2 separate regions of the Mus musculus genome follow, and region 2 is linked to region 1. Evidence: chromatin loops called from intact Hi-C (ENCODE). Cell type or tissue: gastrocnemius. All regions are shown on one strand. Each heading gives the region's core, and the rest is flanking DNA. Links, peaks and the distances in the headings are about the cores only. Region 1 holds the start of Rgs10 (regulator of G-protein signalling 10). Region 2 holds the start of Gm39092 (a long non-coding RNA gene).

Evidence for each region. Hi-C counts contacts between places; a loop is a spot of excess contacts. Peaks named below come from ENCODE experiments on the same cell type or tissue, not always from the same donor. Only the 100,000 strongest peaks of a DNase experiment are listed, where the experiment ranks them.
Region 2: it touches region 1 in a loop (2.0-fold over the local background); 7 of 42 quality-filtered maps call a loop at or near these places.

Annotation. Positions count from the first base shown.
Region 1 is chr7:128,413,357-128,421,684 of GRCm38, forward strand. It overlaps Rgs10 (regulator of G-protein signalling 10), which reads right to left and starts at 4,816. Exons shown (of 5, transcript NM_026418.2): 1 at 4,710-4,816. The coding sequence starts at 4,758. In gastrocnemius, for the core only: no CTCF peak of the experiment used is centred there; DNase peaks (open chromatin) are centred at 4,378 and 4,854; H3K4me3 peaks cover 2,518 bases; H3K27ac peaks cover 1,159 bases.
Region 2 is chr7:128,362,865-128,371,192 of GRCm38, forward strand. Gm39092 (a long non-coding RNA gene) reads right to left here and starts at 4,146. Exons shown (of 3, transcript XR_869958.2): 1 at 3,821-4,146; 2 at 3,474-3,711. In gastrocnemius, for the core only: no CTCF peak of the experiment used is centred there; a DNase peak (open chromatin) is centred at 3,972.

The sequences.
Region 1 (8,328 bases), core at 213-8,212:
CTCTGCCTCCCAAGTGCTGGGATTAAAGGCGTGCGCCACCCCACTGCCGGCTGACTTTCTGATCCTCCTACCTCTCTGGTGCTAAGATCTACCACGGCCAGTTTTATGTTGTCCTAGGGGTTGAATTCAGAGAGTTGTGCCTGCTAAGTAAGCAGTCTCTTAATTGAGCTACTCCCTGTGTGTGCTGGTGGACATTGTGCTGGTCCATGGTGTCTTTTCTCAGGCACTGTCCACCTTGTCTTTTGATAGATTCTCTCCCCAGCCTGGGAGTGTTAAACAGGCTAGACTCACTGGCCAGTGTGTTCCAGGGATCCACGTGTCTCAGTACTGGGATTACCACCCTCAGAGTTCTGGAGATCCAGCCCTGGTCCTGATGTTGAATAAACATCCCTTCACCAACCTGCTCTCTTTCTATGCTCCATCCGATGCATTCCTTGAGAACAAAAGGAATGTGTTCCTGAAGGGTCAACCTCACATCTGGTAGTCCGGAATATAGCTTATAATGATCAATACTTTCTGAGGAATGAGCTAAGCTAAGCACCTGATCAAGAGGTGCTGAAAGGAAAAAAGGGAGCCACTGAAAACAGGTGACAATCGCTGAGAATATACGGCAACCCAATAAGGAAAAAAGGCACAAAGGGATGAATGGAAGGAAGGAGCAACTCAATGGAGGAGACTGACATCTCAGGACGGCTGGCTGAGGAAGCTGGGAAGGAAAGGGGACTGTAAGATTCGAGAAACGAAAGCTTTTAGTCACAGGTTTACAATGAATTGAGGGGGAAATAAGACCAGGAATTCCCAGATGGAGGAGAAGGGCAGGGGGGAAGCTGTCACCCGCATATTTATTCATTAACTATTTAACAAGGTGGCTGAGGAGATGTGTATCCAGGTAGCTCCAGAGGAGGGCCCAAGACAGGTTAATCTTGTATGCTTCTTTGGAGATGAGTAGCCCTAAAGTAGTCCCCCGTTCCTGGGGTCCCAATTTCTGAGACAACCCACTCTTGGGCTCAGAGGACCAGTCAGGCCCAGAAGGACACCCTCAAGGAGACAGGGATAACCAATAGCTCTGCAGGCAGAGCAAGGGGCAGTAAACTGGGTTGAAAAGAAGGACAGATCAGACAGAGAGGCAGCAAGGCGACCCTGAGCACTCAGCATGGCCCTCAAGAAATGGGAGCCAGGTCCAAAGAAAAAAATTGTCCCTGAATGTCTGCACAGACTGTTTCACGTAGTAGACGCCTCCTGACAGCTCTTATCAAGGGGCTGCTGCTATTGCCTGCCTGAGGCCCCTCTTCTCTCACTGCCACCCGCCGGGCTGCTGCAGTGGACAGCTAGCTATCTGGGGGAAGCAGAAGCGACCACAATAAATTTAGTACCGTCTAAACGAGTCCTCAGAAGCCAGCATTAGGAGGGTTTCCCAGGAAAGCAAGGGGCAGGCAAGCAAGGGGCAGGCAAGCAAGGCTCTAGGCAATGGCCAGCTCAGACCCTGCCTGGGCATCTAAGAAAATGAAAGACAAAATATGGACAAGTGACAGCCATTGAAGCCACATCGCACCTCCTGTCCACCCATGTCATCCACAGGCTGCTCATAGTGGAACCCAAGCAGATCGAGCTGACGTCATCTGGACAAAAAGGCCATCTCCTCCTGGCCTCTCCACATTTGGAGGCTAGCCTTGCTCTCTTCCAAGCCCCAGGTCCACCCCATGAGTCTCTACAGAGGAAAGTTTCCCTAACTGCCAAGACGCTCCACTGTAAAACTGTTAAGAACAAATTCGTTAAATTTCTGTACAGACTAAAAACATAAGCCCAGCAGTAACTCTGAAAGCTTTGCCAAGGTTTAATAGGATAATGTAAAGCGGACTTCTCTGACAGACCACCCAGCAGTCTGCCTGGAGGGGTGTGGCTTTTACTTTGGTTCTGAGGTAGGCGCTCCTCAGGTGTTAGCAGTGTGGGTTGTGGGTACAAGCCAGGGTCCTCTGGGGGTTCCTCACACTTCAGCACAAAAATCACTTGGGGTACTTGCTAAAAAACGAAGCTGTGACTCTTCCTGCTCCCCTTGGTTCCCCAAGATGGAACTGGGGTCTGACTTTTATCAAGGCCCCCTGCTTCCCCTACCTGATAGGCAGAACATAGAGCCTCCAACTGCGAACCTTAGAAACAGGTGGGGCTTCCAGCTCTCTACTTACAGATGCCATCTTTGATGAGATTTAACTCTTTCAGCCTCACATAGAATGCTCTGGGGGAGAGAGGCTTGCAGTCAAGCCCAGCCCAGGCTCCCGCAGGGGTACGGCCAGCTTTGGTGGGGCTTCAGTAGGATACTCTGGAAAACCTCTTTAAAAGCGAAGTTCAGGCGGGGTGTTGCTCTGGGGCAGGCCATTTGCCTACATATACAAGGCCTTGGGCACACCTCTAGCACCACAAGAAAAAAAAAAAAAAACATCAAAATTACCTTCTCCCAAATCCTTAACTGTCCTGCAGACGGCTTGCCTGCTGCACAGCATCTCTGTAAGGAGCCCTCACCCTCCCTCCTTTCTCACTTGGCTCCTTTTCTTGATGTTGGGTGGTGATGATAGTGACCAAACTGGCAGGGGCTCGTGTCCTTTCACAGGGCAGCAGAACTTATACCCACAGATTTCAAGGAAATTGGGCTCTGGCCATATAGACATCCAACACCAAGCACTGCTATTTCCCTGCTGGCCTTTGTATCACTGGTGTGGGCAAGCTTCATCAGGGTTAGTCTGTTGCCCTGGAACAGATACATGCTAGCAATGACTGTGAAACTGCCTTTCAGTTTGGGATTGCAATCTGGCCGTATGCAAAAGCATCCCAAATCCAGGTATCTGTCACAATTCAGTGGTTCTATTTGTATTATATTCTGGCCAAATATAATTTTAAGCAGCAAGCAACCTAGGCAAGGCTAGACGGAACTCCCCTACATGATGGAAAAAGAAAGAAAAGGAAACTAGTAAGCCCCACACCTTTATCATGTATCCAGCATTGCACTTGGGGCTTCTCAGGTTTAACTGCTGATCCTACTATTAGTAATGTAAGCATATCCTTATCAGAATTAAAACCTGTAGTTAATGGCTAGCAACACGGTTCAGTGGGTAAGGATGCTTACATCCAAACCTGACGGCTTGATTTTGACTACTGGGACCTATCGGTAGAAGAAAACTGATTTCCATAAGTCATCCTCTAACCTCCACATACAAGCTGTAGCATGCAAACACACATATGCACACACACACACACACAGAGACGCACACGAGCACACACATACACATGATAAATATGATCTAAAATAAAATTTAAGTATGTAGTTAAGTCCACAGCTTCCTGAAATCCACTGTTCCAGCCTTGATGTCTGACATATGTTGATATGTCCCACCACAGTTCATTTCAGTCCACCTATGACGTAGCAACCAGTTCCCAGATGCCCTGAACATTTAGCAATTGGTTCTTGCAAGCTACACTGAGCCAGCACCAGCACAGCTCTGCGGCACAGAAAGGTCCAAGGACATTCATTATTCAGTGTGGCGGAGTGGCAGAGTCAAGGTTGGAGTTTAACTCCGGTGCCTAGAATCTGACCACCACTCAGTGTCAGCCATCAGCATCACAAGGGAATGTGACCACTCGGGAACACTAATGGAGCATTTCAACGCATATTAAGACAACAGTGCAAACTCTTTACAATAACTCTATGGAATCTGACTTTAGTGGGGTTGTCTTAAATAATTAATGAAATGATTTGCATGTGGCTGATGGGGGGGGGGGAGTCTCCAATTAAGCACTTAAAGCTACCCTTTGCACATCCCCAGTCACAAAGAAGTTGCACAGCTGTCGAGTGGTGGCCAAGGGATTGGGTCTATGTCTGATTGCAGCCGCTTAACCACGTTTGATATTTACGTGAAAAGAGGAAACCGGCTAAAGCGTAGTGAATCTCTGGGCGACAGAAAAGCAAGCCTTTGAACCCCGAACCCAGAGTCAAGCAAATAAACCTACGTTTAAAAAAATCCATCAGCTAAGAGTAGAGCAGGTTACCCAACACCCTGGCTTTAGAGCCCCACCCCTCCGACGCGGCTGCTCTAATGGTGAAGACAAGAGAAAGCACACAAGGTGTCAACACAGCTCCTGGCCACAACCTAAGCCATCAAAGAGTGTTAGGTGTTATTAAGAACAAAAAGGATGGCACGATTCAAATCACCATTTCTGCACCGTGGGTTCTTTGTCTTGCCAAGTTGCCCCAAACTGTGGGTCAGGCAGGTTCAGGGGGAAAAACAAAGTGACTCCCCCGCCGTGTCACACAAGTTCCTCCCCCGCCCTGGTGTGCAGCCACCTTGGGACTCCACTTTTTTTGGCGCCGCGGGGCCGGCCACTCCGGGGATGCAGAGGTCCGGCGGAGCATCCTTCCCATTCCGCCCGAGAAAGAGGCTGCACGCAGGAGGGAAGCCTGGCTTCCCACGCTGCCTCGGAGTGAGGGGCTGTTAATGTGTCTCCCGTGGTTCCCAGACCTTCTCTAGAAAGAAAGCTGCTCTGACTCCCGCTTCAAGCCCAACTTCCTCCCCGGGCGGCTCCCCGGCTCTGCGCTCCCGCCGCGGCTGGGACAGAGCGAGCGGGGAGGAGCGCGGCTGCTGTCCGGGCGGCACAGCGAGCCGCGCCAGGGGACCCGGCGACCCCGTCCTTCCCGCGCCCAAGCGCCCGCAACCGCTTACCAGACGGCGGCCGCTTCCTGCTCAGTCGGCTCACGGCGCGGGTGAACATCGCCGCGGGCGTCCAGAGGACGGAGCAGCCGGGCAGCGCGGCGGCTAAGCCCGAAGAGGGCAAGGAGGAGGAGGAGCCCGCGCGACGCCGCCCCTCCAGGCTCCGCCCGCCGCCTCCTCCCCGCCGCGCTCCCCTCTCCCTGCCCACCCGCGCCCGTGGGCACTGGGTCCAGCCCTCAGTTACCCGCGCAGGGCAGGGCGCGGTGGCCCCGGGTGACCCTCAGCTCCCGCGCACATCCCGGTCCCTCCCCTCGCGGCCTGGAGACATACAGCGTTCGGTGTCCCTGCCAGGCCCGAGTCACCTCCCAGATCGCCCCCGGGTCTACCCGATTCCGTGGGCGCGCGGCCTGCTCACGCCGCGAATGCCCGGGAGGCGTCACCAGAGTCCCGAGCCAAGCCGCCGCGAGTGGGCGCCCACTCTGGCCCACGCCACGCCTGTGCCGGGGCTTCCAAGCCCCGGGACAAACCTCGGAGAACGCTGTCTGGAGCCTCTGCGGTTTCAGAGTGGATCTGAGCGCGCCAGCACATTTTTTAACTTGGACGACACTTGGGTGCAGTCTCAGGAGAACCTTTGCGCTCAACTACCGGAATCCTGTAGATCCCAGCGCCGGGCTCAACGCTCCTCCTGGTGCCAGTCACCTGCTCAGCGCCGCGCTCCACGCTCATCTAGTTTCCCATTTCTTTTTACCAAACAGCCCAAGAGGGGGGTGTCGTTAGCCCCATTTTCTTGAGCATTCGGTTTGCAAGGAATTGTCTTTCTGGCGAGTTTTATTTTTCTCCTTGTGGGTCTGGCTTTGTCTCGAAATTGGTCTTTATTTTTAGCTGTGCTAATTGCTATTTTTCTAAACCATTCCCCAGTCGCCCCCCCAACCCCCCGCGCGCGTTCTTTCGCAGGATTTTCACTAGTTGGCACTTTCCTTTATATCTTCTATTCTGAGCTTCCCATTTTGCTCTATTTTCCTCCCTTTTTGTCCACCCTGCAGTCCCAACGCCACCTCAGCCCTGGCCCTCTGTGGTTATTCACCATCTCTCTGCCTACCCTTCCCCACTCCATCATTTCCAAACACGGCCATTTGTGCTATCCAAAGAGGATGTTCCGTCCCCTGAAGGCTGCAGAGGTCTTCAGCTGCGGCTTGCAGGTGAGCACCATCAGTGTGGCTTCCAAGCCGGGGTTTCTGAATGTCTCCAGCTGCTATTGCCGCCCGCCCCCCCCCCAAGCTTCCTGGCCATTGAAATAGCTCTTGGGTCATAGGCTCTGTAAAAGCTGAGCCTAAACCGACACAGACACAGACATAATGGTGCTCTCCTTTAATCCCAGCAACCCCAGCACTCCGGAGGCAGAAGCAGGAAGATTCTTTGAGTTAGAGGACACCCTGATATACATAGCAATGTCTAAGGCAGCTACATAGAGAGTCAGAAGGAAGGAGTCAGAAGGGAGGGAGGGAGGGAGGGAGGGAGGGAGGGAGGGAGGGAGAGAGAGAGGGAAAGAGGAAGGGAAGGGAATGAAGGAAGGAAGGAAGGAGAGAGAGAAGGCAAAACCAAACCATCCCAGTGGGATCACTGCATTCTGAGAACAGTAACAAAATTTTCCCTGCCCACCTCCATTGAAAGCGTCCCCAGAGGCTGATCACAAATACACCGAAGCTAACACAGGAAAGGAGGAGACTCTAGCACAATGGAGTAGAAGTTAGACACAGGCAGCCAAAGCCAGCAGCACTAGCAGCCAGGTTCTTCCCACCGTGCCGGCAGCAAGCCTGGTGTGGTCTAAGACATGCTCCGAGGGAGGCCGTACTGAGAGAACAGCTCCAAGCTTCTTAGACAATGGGAAATAATGGGGAAGGTTAGCAGCTTTAGGTCCCCTTCTCCGTCCTGTGAGCTTGTCAAAAGACCGGGGCTAAGAGTGAGTAAACAATTTAATTTTCTTTTTTGTTTGACTCACAAAATCGGTACTGGGAGCTGGAGAGATGGCTCAGTGATTCAGAGCGCTTGCTCTTGCAGAGCACTGGGGTTCAATTCCCAGCACCCATGTCCTCTCACAGTCATCTGTAACTCCAGTCCCAGGGGATCTGATGTCCTCCTCTGACGTCTGCAAGCTCCAGACGCACGTACGCTACACATTCATACCTGGCAGACAAAACACTCACATACATAATGTCCAAAGATCCAAAAGCCAACATTCACGTGTCGTGTGCATCAGACCCAGAATAAAGTAAAAGGCCTATGCTGAGATACAGCTCTGATCCTGGGGATTGAGGTGGAGGCAGAGGCTGCTGGATCTCTGTGAGTTTGAGGCCAGACTGATCTACATAGAGAGTTCCAGAATAGCCAGGGCTACACCGTGAGATCCTGTCTCAGAACAAAATAAAACAAGTAGGAGGGGAAGAGCCCCCCCCTCAAGCTGTCAGAGCAGGATCACCTTTTCACACAGGTATGTTCTAGGCACAATCTCTGTCCCAAGCGAAACACACATCCTCCGAGGGATCCCCAAGTCTCTCTCCCTCTGCAGCTTCTCATTTACACCCTCAAAAGCAATGATGGCAGCTGATTGGCCCAAAAGGTAAACAGGTTAGGCCCCATTCCTCCCACTGCTGGCTGTACATTTAGATCAAGGACCACCTATCACAGCAGACAAGAAGCAGTGGCCTTGGAGTTCTTCCAATAGGTTGGAATTTCAGAGAGTAAGCTTTACTGGTCAGTTGCCTTGTTCTACCCAGGAATTTAAAACTCTGAGGATGGGCGAGATGGCTCAGTAGGTACCAGAACCCACGTGGTGGAAAGAGAGATCCGACTCCTGAAAACTGTCCTCTGACTCCCACATTCACACCATGACACATGCACTCGTGTTTTGTTTGTTGAAATGGGGTCTCTCTAATGCAGCTCTGCCTGGCAGTCTTAGAACTCTCTACATAGACCAGGCTAGCCTTGAAGTTTACAGAGCTCCACCTGCCTCTGCCTTCCTAGTGCTGGGATTAAAGGCAATATGCCACTACACCCAGCCCAATATGTATACTCTTAAAACACTTATACAGTGTGGGGACTAGAGAGGTGTGTCCGTGATTAGAACACTTGTTGCACTTGCAGAGGCCCTGGAGTCAATGCTCAGGAGCCACATCGTGACTCACAACCACCTGTAACTCCAGTTGCAGAGAATCTAACAAGCATGCATGTGGCATACATGCATGCATGTGTGCAAGGAAAACATTCACACACATAAAGTAAGGTAAAAATATCTAAATAAATAAATAAGTGTTGTAAAATTCTGTTAAGTCTGGCTAGTGCTGTATAGTTCAGTTGCTAAGCAAGCACCAAGCTGTGGGTTTGATCTCCAGCACTAAGTAGAACAGGGGTATGTGATGAATAGTGACTGTACATATCTGTAACGCCAGCACTCGGGAGGAGGAGTCAGGAGGGTCAGAGAATTAAGATCACCCTTGACTACATAGTGAATTTAAAGCTAGTCTGTGCTACATGAAACTCAGTCAAAAAAAAAAAAAAAAACAAAAAAAACCAAAAACGTTAAACTGTTAATAATTGTCTTCATTTTGTGACATACATACACAATTGTATATAA
Region 2 (8,328 bases), core at 10-8,009, 51 kb before region 1:
TTTATCCATATCCCTGGAAAACTGCAATGACATCGTTAGATCCATCCCAACTTAAGTCAGCTCTGATTAGATACCCCTCCCCAAACTCTCCATGCCAGGGACTGAACCTATAGCCTCCTGTGTGGGAGGAGAGCATGCTACCACTGAACTATGTCTGAGCAAGATGGATACTATCACTGTCCTCTACTGGTCTGCAGGATGAACCCAAGGACAGGCCTGGGCTTGTTCAACGCTGGCAGCTCATCTGGGGCTTTGTGGCTGTCCCATGACATCTCAGCCAGAACACATTCCAGAGAGCAAGTTAGCAAAGAGCAGCTCAGCTTCCGTGATCTCTGCTGGCTGATGAGGAGCGGGCTTTGTCCCAGGTCTTTTCTTCCCTAGAGTTAATTCTGTCAGAGGAGAACCTAGAGGGATTGTCCCAGCACAGAACGGGGACAGGCAAAGTGCAATGACTTTAAAGGTTATGGTTTGGGGGCTGGTAAAATGCTTTCTATGCAACTGTGAAGACCCGTGTTTGATCCCCAGAACCCACATACAAATTGGTCACAGTGGCACATATGTGTAATCCCAGCCCGGGGAACAGGAGATTGCAGAGACCCTGATTCAGAAAGCAAGGCAGAAGGTACCCAAAACACGCTGACCTGCCCACTCCCCACATGCAGACACATCTACACACATACACTAGCACACATGCACAGGGTAGGGGACAGAGAGAGAGAGAGAGATCTCAGATGTTTGCCTTGGCATTCTAATGGCTTCTTCTTTTCCCACAAGAAGAGGCCCACCAGTGTTTCCCACAAGTGTTTCGGTATGTTTACAGGAAGGGACCAGGACCTGGGCACTGGCCTCCTGACCAAGACAGAGACAGTGGATCTTTGAGGACTCGTCTTGATTGTCAACTTGACTGCATCTGGAATTAACTAAAACCCAAGCAGCTGGTACGCCCGTGAGGTATGTATATATTTTTTCTTAATTAAATCATTTGAAGTGGGAAGGCCCGCTTTTGATCTGGATTTTGGGGTGGAAAAATCGACCTCTAACCCAGCTCTTTTGAGATGGGAGGATCCGCCTTTAACCTGGCCACACCTTCTGCTGGCAGCCTGGATAAAGGGCAGGGAAGGAGGCAGCTTGCTCAGCGCCTGCTTCTTCTTGCCCTTGCTCTCCTGGCAAGTCCATCCCGTCACTGGCATTAGCCCTACATTCCTTTAGACGGAGTCAGATCTTTGAAAAGTTGGATTTTCTTTTCATCATGTTGCTGTGATTAAAAAGAAACGCAACCCAAAAAGTATGTTACATTTATGTATGAAATTGTCACAGTGAAATCTATTAGTCGGTATAATTAAAATCCATTAGTCTGTATAATTAAAATGCTGTAATAATAAAAAAAGAGGATATGAAACAGGAAATTAGCTGGCGGTATCAATCTGGTTGTGAGTTCTGAAACGTTTTTTAGATAATTCATCTGTTCGAGAAAATTACTCCAGCCAGCATGAGTAGAAAGAATTAAATTTTAGCCCCTTGTCTCTGACGTTTAAGAAATAATGACTACAGTTTAGAATAAACGCCCAAAGCAAAGTGAAGATTTAAATTTTATTACTTCATTTATTGTGTGTGCACCTGTATGTCTGGGTGTGGCCAGGTCACAGTGCCATGACACCCGTGTGGGGGTCAGAGTGTAGCTTCTCTCCTTCCACCGTGTGAGACCTGGGGGTCCGACTCGGGTCGTCAGCATGGCGGCAAGCACCCTTACTTGCTGAGTCATATCTTTGGCTCAAGATAAGAATTTAAGTGTTTATTTTACGGGTCGAGTAATGAGTAAGAGGAAAGTTTAATATCTCAACCATTTTAAACCTTTAAGCTTCTGTGTACCCAGCTAGTCATTTCTTGATCTTTGTTAATGTACTTAGGCTTAGGCTGTTTATTGTGAAATAAATTTTTTAAAAAAATCTTTCTGTTTTTTTAGGTTCAGTTCGACTTGCATTGAGACAACGCTGCTGCTGAGTATGGGATACACGCTTGTGATCTCACTTGTGAGCAGCTGGGAGACTAAAGCCGGAGAATTGTCATGAGTTCAAGGCCAGCCTGGGCTACATCTGTAAGACCCAGGGCCAAAAAGCAACAAGAAAATCCCACAAAACATTGCTTCCATGCATTAAAACGAAAGGAAACAAAACAAATCAGCATTAAGGAAATGAGCATCCGCTGATGGCCTCTTAGGAATATGTGTTGGCTTTCAGAGTGGCAGACCCCAAAGCAGGAGATGAAATCTGTGCACACTAGGAAGTGCCTTGAGCCTCTTCTTCCTGCTCAGGTAGCCCTGGGCCTGAGGACCAGGAGAGTTACAGATGGTCATCTTATAGACTGAGGCTTAGCCTCTGTAGCCCATATTTGGTTGCCAGGTCAGTGGCCCTGGTCATTTGGCACGAACCTGGCAGGTCTTTGAAGATTAATTAGTACAAGAGCCTTCACAACCAGACCTGGGACAAGGGCCTCTTGGGGCATCCTCTGATATAAAAGAATCCACCCAGAATGGTGACCAGGGTCTGGGAAGGTCTTCTCTCAGCAAAAACTTTCTTTGCCAGGAGCTAAGTGGCTCTCTCCCTCCGTGGCTCACTATCACCCTGTGAGGTAGAGCTGCAAATTGCAGGGATATTCTGCAATCTTCTCGTGTGCCTGTGTGTGTGTGTGTGTGTGTGTGTGTGTGTGTGTGTGTGTGTGTGTGTTCTCCCTCTTTCGTCCCTACTCTCTCCTTGGCTGGCCATCCTCTGGGCCTCAGCAGATCCTGCTCTGAAGATTGGGATCCTAATCATTTGAATGATATCTAGACCCAGCTCTGGCCTTGGCTTGCTTCCTGTGGCCACTCAAACAACACCAGGCAGAGCTTGTGTTAGGGCTGGGCAGGTGACCGTGAAAAGAGACTCAGTCTAGAACTCAGACAAGGAAACTCTGTTCTTCCTTTGTGACCTCGGACAGACCAGATAGCCTCTGTAGCTGCACCGCTCGCTCCCCAGGGCACTAGTATTTATTAACCCTCCATGTACCAGGCACCATGCTTTGTACATGACATGCACTCTCTTATGAGTCTTATGCAGTGCTGGAACCTGAAACCTTGTGTTCCCCCAAAAGTCATGTGTTGGAGCTCCAACGTGATCTGATCCAGAGGGGTAGCCTTTGGAACTTAAGTCTTGGGGGTTCTGATTTAACGGAATCAGTGCCCTTACAAAAGGGGTGTGCGGGAGTGTGCTTGCTCCGTCAGCATACGGGAGCACAGAAAGGAGGCGTCCTTATGAGCAGCTGCTAGCTTACCTGCAGCACCCTGATCTTGACTTCCAGCCTCTAGATGGCAGTTTGTGTTGTCTAACAACCAGCCTCGGGTGTTTTGTTATAGGAGCCTAAACAGACTAAAGCATAGGCTCCCATGGTAGAACCACCTAACAAGAGAAGAAACAGGCTTATAAGGATATGTGACTCACCTGAGGCCACACGGCTAGCTAGAAAGTGATAGAGCTCGGGGTCAGGCTTTAGGCAGTGGAACATCACAGCGTGGATGAACCAGAATCCTCACATCACCAGAATTCTCCGTATTAAAGGGATCATGACATCGGCAATAATGCTGGTGGTGATGATGATGAGGTGGTGGTGGTGGTGGAGTAGGAGGAGGTTGGTGGTGATAATGATGCTGGTGATGATCATGATGATGACAGGGTGATGCTGATAATAAAATTCGATAGATTATTACCTACTAAGATTCTGGGGAAATTTGCCAACGTAGTAAAAGTATACACACAGTTTGATGTCTCGTTGTCATGACCCTGCTCACCTAGGAAATTGAAGAAATGCCTGTTCTCCAGGAGGGAGGGACAGGCAATGCCAGATTCTTGCCTCTGTCTTCTGTCTCCATCTGTAAATGCAGACAGCTAGAAGATGGCCGCGGCACATCATTGTCCCCTCGGTCTTTGGAGGGGGAGGGGGTGACAAATGGACCACATGACACGCATTTTGCACGGCCACCCTTCCTCTGGAGACCATAGAGCAGCCGGTTATTTTCCTGGGAAACAACTCTATCCAGCAGACATCTGTTACTCCGAGGCGATTTGTATGCCATAACAGTTTAAAAAACAGGGTTTCGATGCTTAAATAAGAAGAAAACAGTTTGCCTACGTTGCAAAACAGTAATACAAACTGAGCTAGAATTAGCACAAGGGAAACATTTATCTTCTATCTAATCTCCAAACAAGACTTTGGGGGAATAGTGTGTAATTATGTTTATTGGCATGGGAAGGCATTCACTATATATCACTAAGGGGAAAAAAAAACCCACTGTTTGTAAACACGAAACTAGACTTTTGGAAGTGGCAGGGGCTCTGCCCCTGGGCAGCGACCGGGCTCCCTCTACGTGCCTCGCAGACCAAAAGGAAGATAGGACCAAGACTGACTGTCCTGCAGCCTCTCTCTTGTGAAACAGGACACATTTCCATTTTCGTGTGTGTGTGTGTGTGTGTGTGTGTGTGTGTGTGTGTGTGTACACGTGTGGAAGCCAGAGAACCAGGACACATTTTCTTTTTCATGTGTATACATGTGTGAACATGTGTGTGGAGGCCAGAGGTCATCTTTGGACATCGTTTCTTCAGGTGCCATCCACCATATTTTTTCCCATGGGGTCTTTCGCTGGCTTAGAATTCACCAGGTAGGCTAGGACTAGCTGGCCGGTGAGCCCCAGAAATTCACTTCCCCATCTCCCTGGCATTCTATGACAAGTGTGCACTGCCACCTGGCTTTTTGGTGTGAGTTCTGGGGACTGGACTCAGGTTCTCATGCTTGCAGGGCAAGTGAGCCTGAGCCATCTCTGCAGCTTCCAGAGACATGTTTTCTAAATAGAAATAAATAGCCCGGAGCTTTGCTGGAGCTGGAGGCTGGCCCAGTTTGGTGCAAGGAAAGGTCTTGAATTGCCAGGTCTTGAAGACCTAATTCTGGTTCTGGTGCCCCTGGGTACAGCTCTAAGGACCTGTGAAGGTTTCAGCAATTGTGAAGGTTTCTGCAACCCCGAAGATCAGTTCCCCACAGAGCCCAGGAGAATCACAGCTGCTGTGGTGTGGTGTCGACTGTGATGTGAGAGGAGAGGGTGGAGGTGTGACCCTCTGATCCTCTGGTCTGCACTGTTATGCCAATGGCATGGGCTATAAACGAGATCAATTGAACTTTTCAGATCCAAGCTGTTTCTGCATTCATACACTCAACCCAGGGAATGTTCTCTATGACCGGTGTCACACAATGTCACACAGTGTCACCAACAGTGAGCTGACCACTGCGTTCACTAGGAAACAGACCTGGCCCCTGCCCCTGGGGAGACAGAACTGGACAAAGTAAAAGAAAGCCTGGAGAAGCCCAAAGGGGGTGATCCAAGGGTCTCCCAGGGGCTTGCAGTTAGCCTGAGGCTTGATGCGTGGGAAGAAATGGTCCAAGGTCAAGAGGTGGCTACCCTCAAGCAAAGGAGGGCATCATGCAAAGGTAGCCAAAAGTAGCATGTAGTGCCTGCTTGCAGATCTGACACAAGGTCCAGGAGGCTTGGAAGGATGAGCCCTGGGGATTGCAGGAGGCAAAGTACAAGTGAACTCTCTGATCTTGCAGCCCTAAGGCCACAGTTGTGCCCTAAATTTTCACTCTGAGGAGGAGGAGAAGGAGGAGGGGGGAGGGGGAGGGGAAGGGGGAAGAGGAGGAAGAAGAAGAACGTGAAAGAGACTCAAACAGGGTGAGCACATCTGACCATTTGTTGTGCTTCTAACAGATGCTGGGCCAAATGGGGGTTCGGGGAAGCTAGAGCAGCCACTGATCTGGAACAAGGCTGCTTGATCAGGACACTGTGCCAATGGAGACGGAAGCATGGTATAGCACAGTGGATCTGGAAGAGGAGTCTAGAAGGCTTGGGCTGTCCAAGCATGAAGACCCAAGTTCGGATCCCCAGCACCCCATCAATGCCAGACATAGTGACTATGCCTGTAACCCTAGACCTGAGAAAGCAGGAACAAAAAATGACAAGATAGGGAGCAACTGAGGCCACACTGCACCCTGACCTCTGCGTGGTAATGCATGCCTCCACATATGCATACAGACGTGAACACACAAGCGTGTACCAAGAAAGAAAACAAAACCAAACACTGGGGATGACTCCACAACATGCCACATGTTGAGGTGAGGCAGGCAGGAAGTCTTGGTTACCCAGCTGCCTCCATCCTTTGGCTTTGTGAGAATCTGAAAACGGCTGCCTTTCTCGGTGGCCGCAGCCTTGGGACACCACCCCTCCAGTCCAGTGTCCAGCCCAGTTACCACCTACACAGCCCTCATCCAGAGGCTCCCACAAGAGGGACCCAGAGCTTTCCACGTGACTTTGGTGGGCTTCCTAGGAGAGGCCACAGTATCTCCTCAAGGGTTAGGGCCCACCTCAGCATCCGAGTTTCTTTCTCTGTGCCCTCGCTAGCCATTGGCCTCTTTGCAGTGCTGACCGCCTCGGACAGAGAGACAATTAAAAATGAACCCCCTGAAAGCTAATGGTCTGAGACCATGCAGCACTTAAGTGACCATCCGCAGGCCAAATGAAAGTAAATAGTAGCGGATGTGAATCCGGACTGTGCTCTGTGCTCGCCTAACAGTTTGCAAAGCGGATAAACAAAGTGTTCCCCGCATGGCAGAGTGGAGCCTGGGAGCTGGCTATCAGTTAATCAGCTTCAAACTCTGTGACACGTGACAGGATGCATGTCCCTGTCCCTGTCGGCACAGCTCTGGGGGGACCCTTTGCTCTTCCTCATCTGAGGCTGAAATGAGAGGCTCACCCCGAGAACAGAGCTCACCCACCATTATCCATCCGAAGCTCTGCATCTCCCCTTCACACCCCCAGTACAACCGAGCCTATGGGTCTCAGGGTGGAGTACAATTGGCCAGTCATGCCCCATCATCTTTGGGGCCAGTTGCATCACCACCTGACCAGCTGTTTCCACTATTTTCTCCCATGGCATTCTCGTTGTACCCATTATTTGGCCCAGGATGTATGTAGTAGGTGTTCATTAAATTCCTGTTGGGGGAGAAATGAGCATTCTTGCCAAAAGCCAGCATTCACCCCAGCCCAGCCTTGCAAAGGTTCTGTTCCATGAGGGGATAGGCCGAAAGGAAGCTGGGTCAGAAGACAGGCGTGGCTTCACCCCCAGGTTCTGCCCCTTACAAGCATGTATTTGTAAGGATTTGCCATTCCACTTGGTGTTCTCACCCCAAATCTCTTTGGGGAGGAGGCTAAGAGAAGGAAGCTCCAGTGGTTCGGGTCACCAATAGAAAGGAGTCTACAGTGGGAAAGCCACAGCAGGAGCGGGAGATCGCTCCACAGGTAAGGGCGCTTCCTGCAAGCCTGACAACACCTGAGCTCAATTCCTGGGTCTCATATGGTGAGAGGCAGGAACCACCGTTTGCAAGCTGTCCTCTGATCTACATATATGTGCTATCATGTGCTCTCTCTCTCTCTCTCTCTCTCTCTCTCTCTCTCTCTCTCACACGCGCACACACACACACGCACACACACAATTTTAACACTAAAGAGAAGACAGTATAGAAGCCTCAGGGAGGGAATCACCATGGCTTGCTCTCAGAAAGCCAGGCTGAGTGACCATAAAGGAAGAGGAAAATGTTCCCCGATGGTGCTCTCTACAGGTGGGAAATGGAAATGGGGGTGTACACTGGGAACAAGCAGGTGACAGGCACTTGTGAGTGGCCTGAGACAACGCAGCAGGGAATAGAGAGAGCCTGAGAGCCACAAGAGATGATGCCGTTCCCTGCCTGCGGCATCAGCGTAGCAAGAGTTTAAACAGATGCCCAGGCAAAGACAGCAAGATGGACCCATGGCCTGCAGGCTGAGTGCAGAGGTCTCTGGAGACCGTTGTACTAAGCATGTCTTTTGATTCTGCTGCTGTGATATCTGCGACCTTGATGACCTGAGGCTGCTCCTCCCAGAGCTGGCCAGTTTCTAGGCCATAAGCTACTGGACTGCATCCTTCATACACAAACCAACCATGTTGGTGCCTACCAACTACACTAAACCACCTGTGTCGTGCTCTCTCATGCTGGGCTACTGGCCACCCACCCTCATCGCCTCATGGCCAGGTACAAGATAACTGGGGACAATCATATCCAGGATCCTAGTGAAAATATGCAGATTGGCCAATCCCAAACATCCTGGCCTTGCTTGTCCTACCCAAGGAATGACGACAAAGGCTCCTTCCCCAACCCTCCTTGTCCTGCCTCTTGATGGCACCCTGGTGCAGCCTTGACTGTACACCCTCCTCTTAG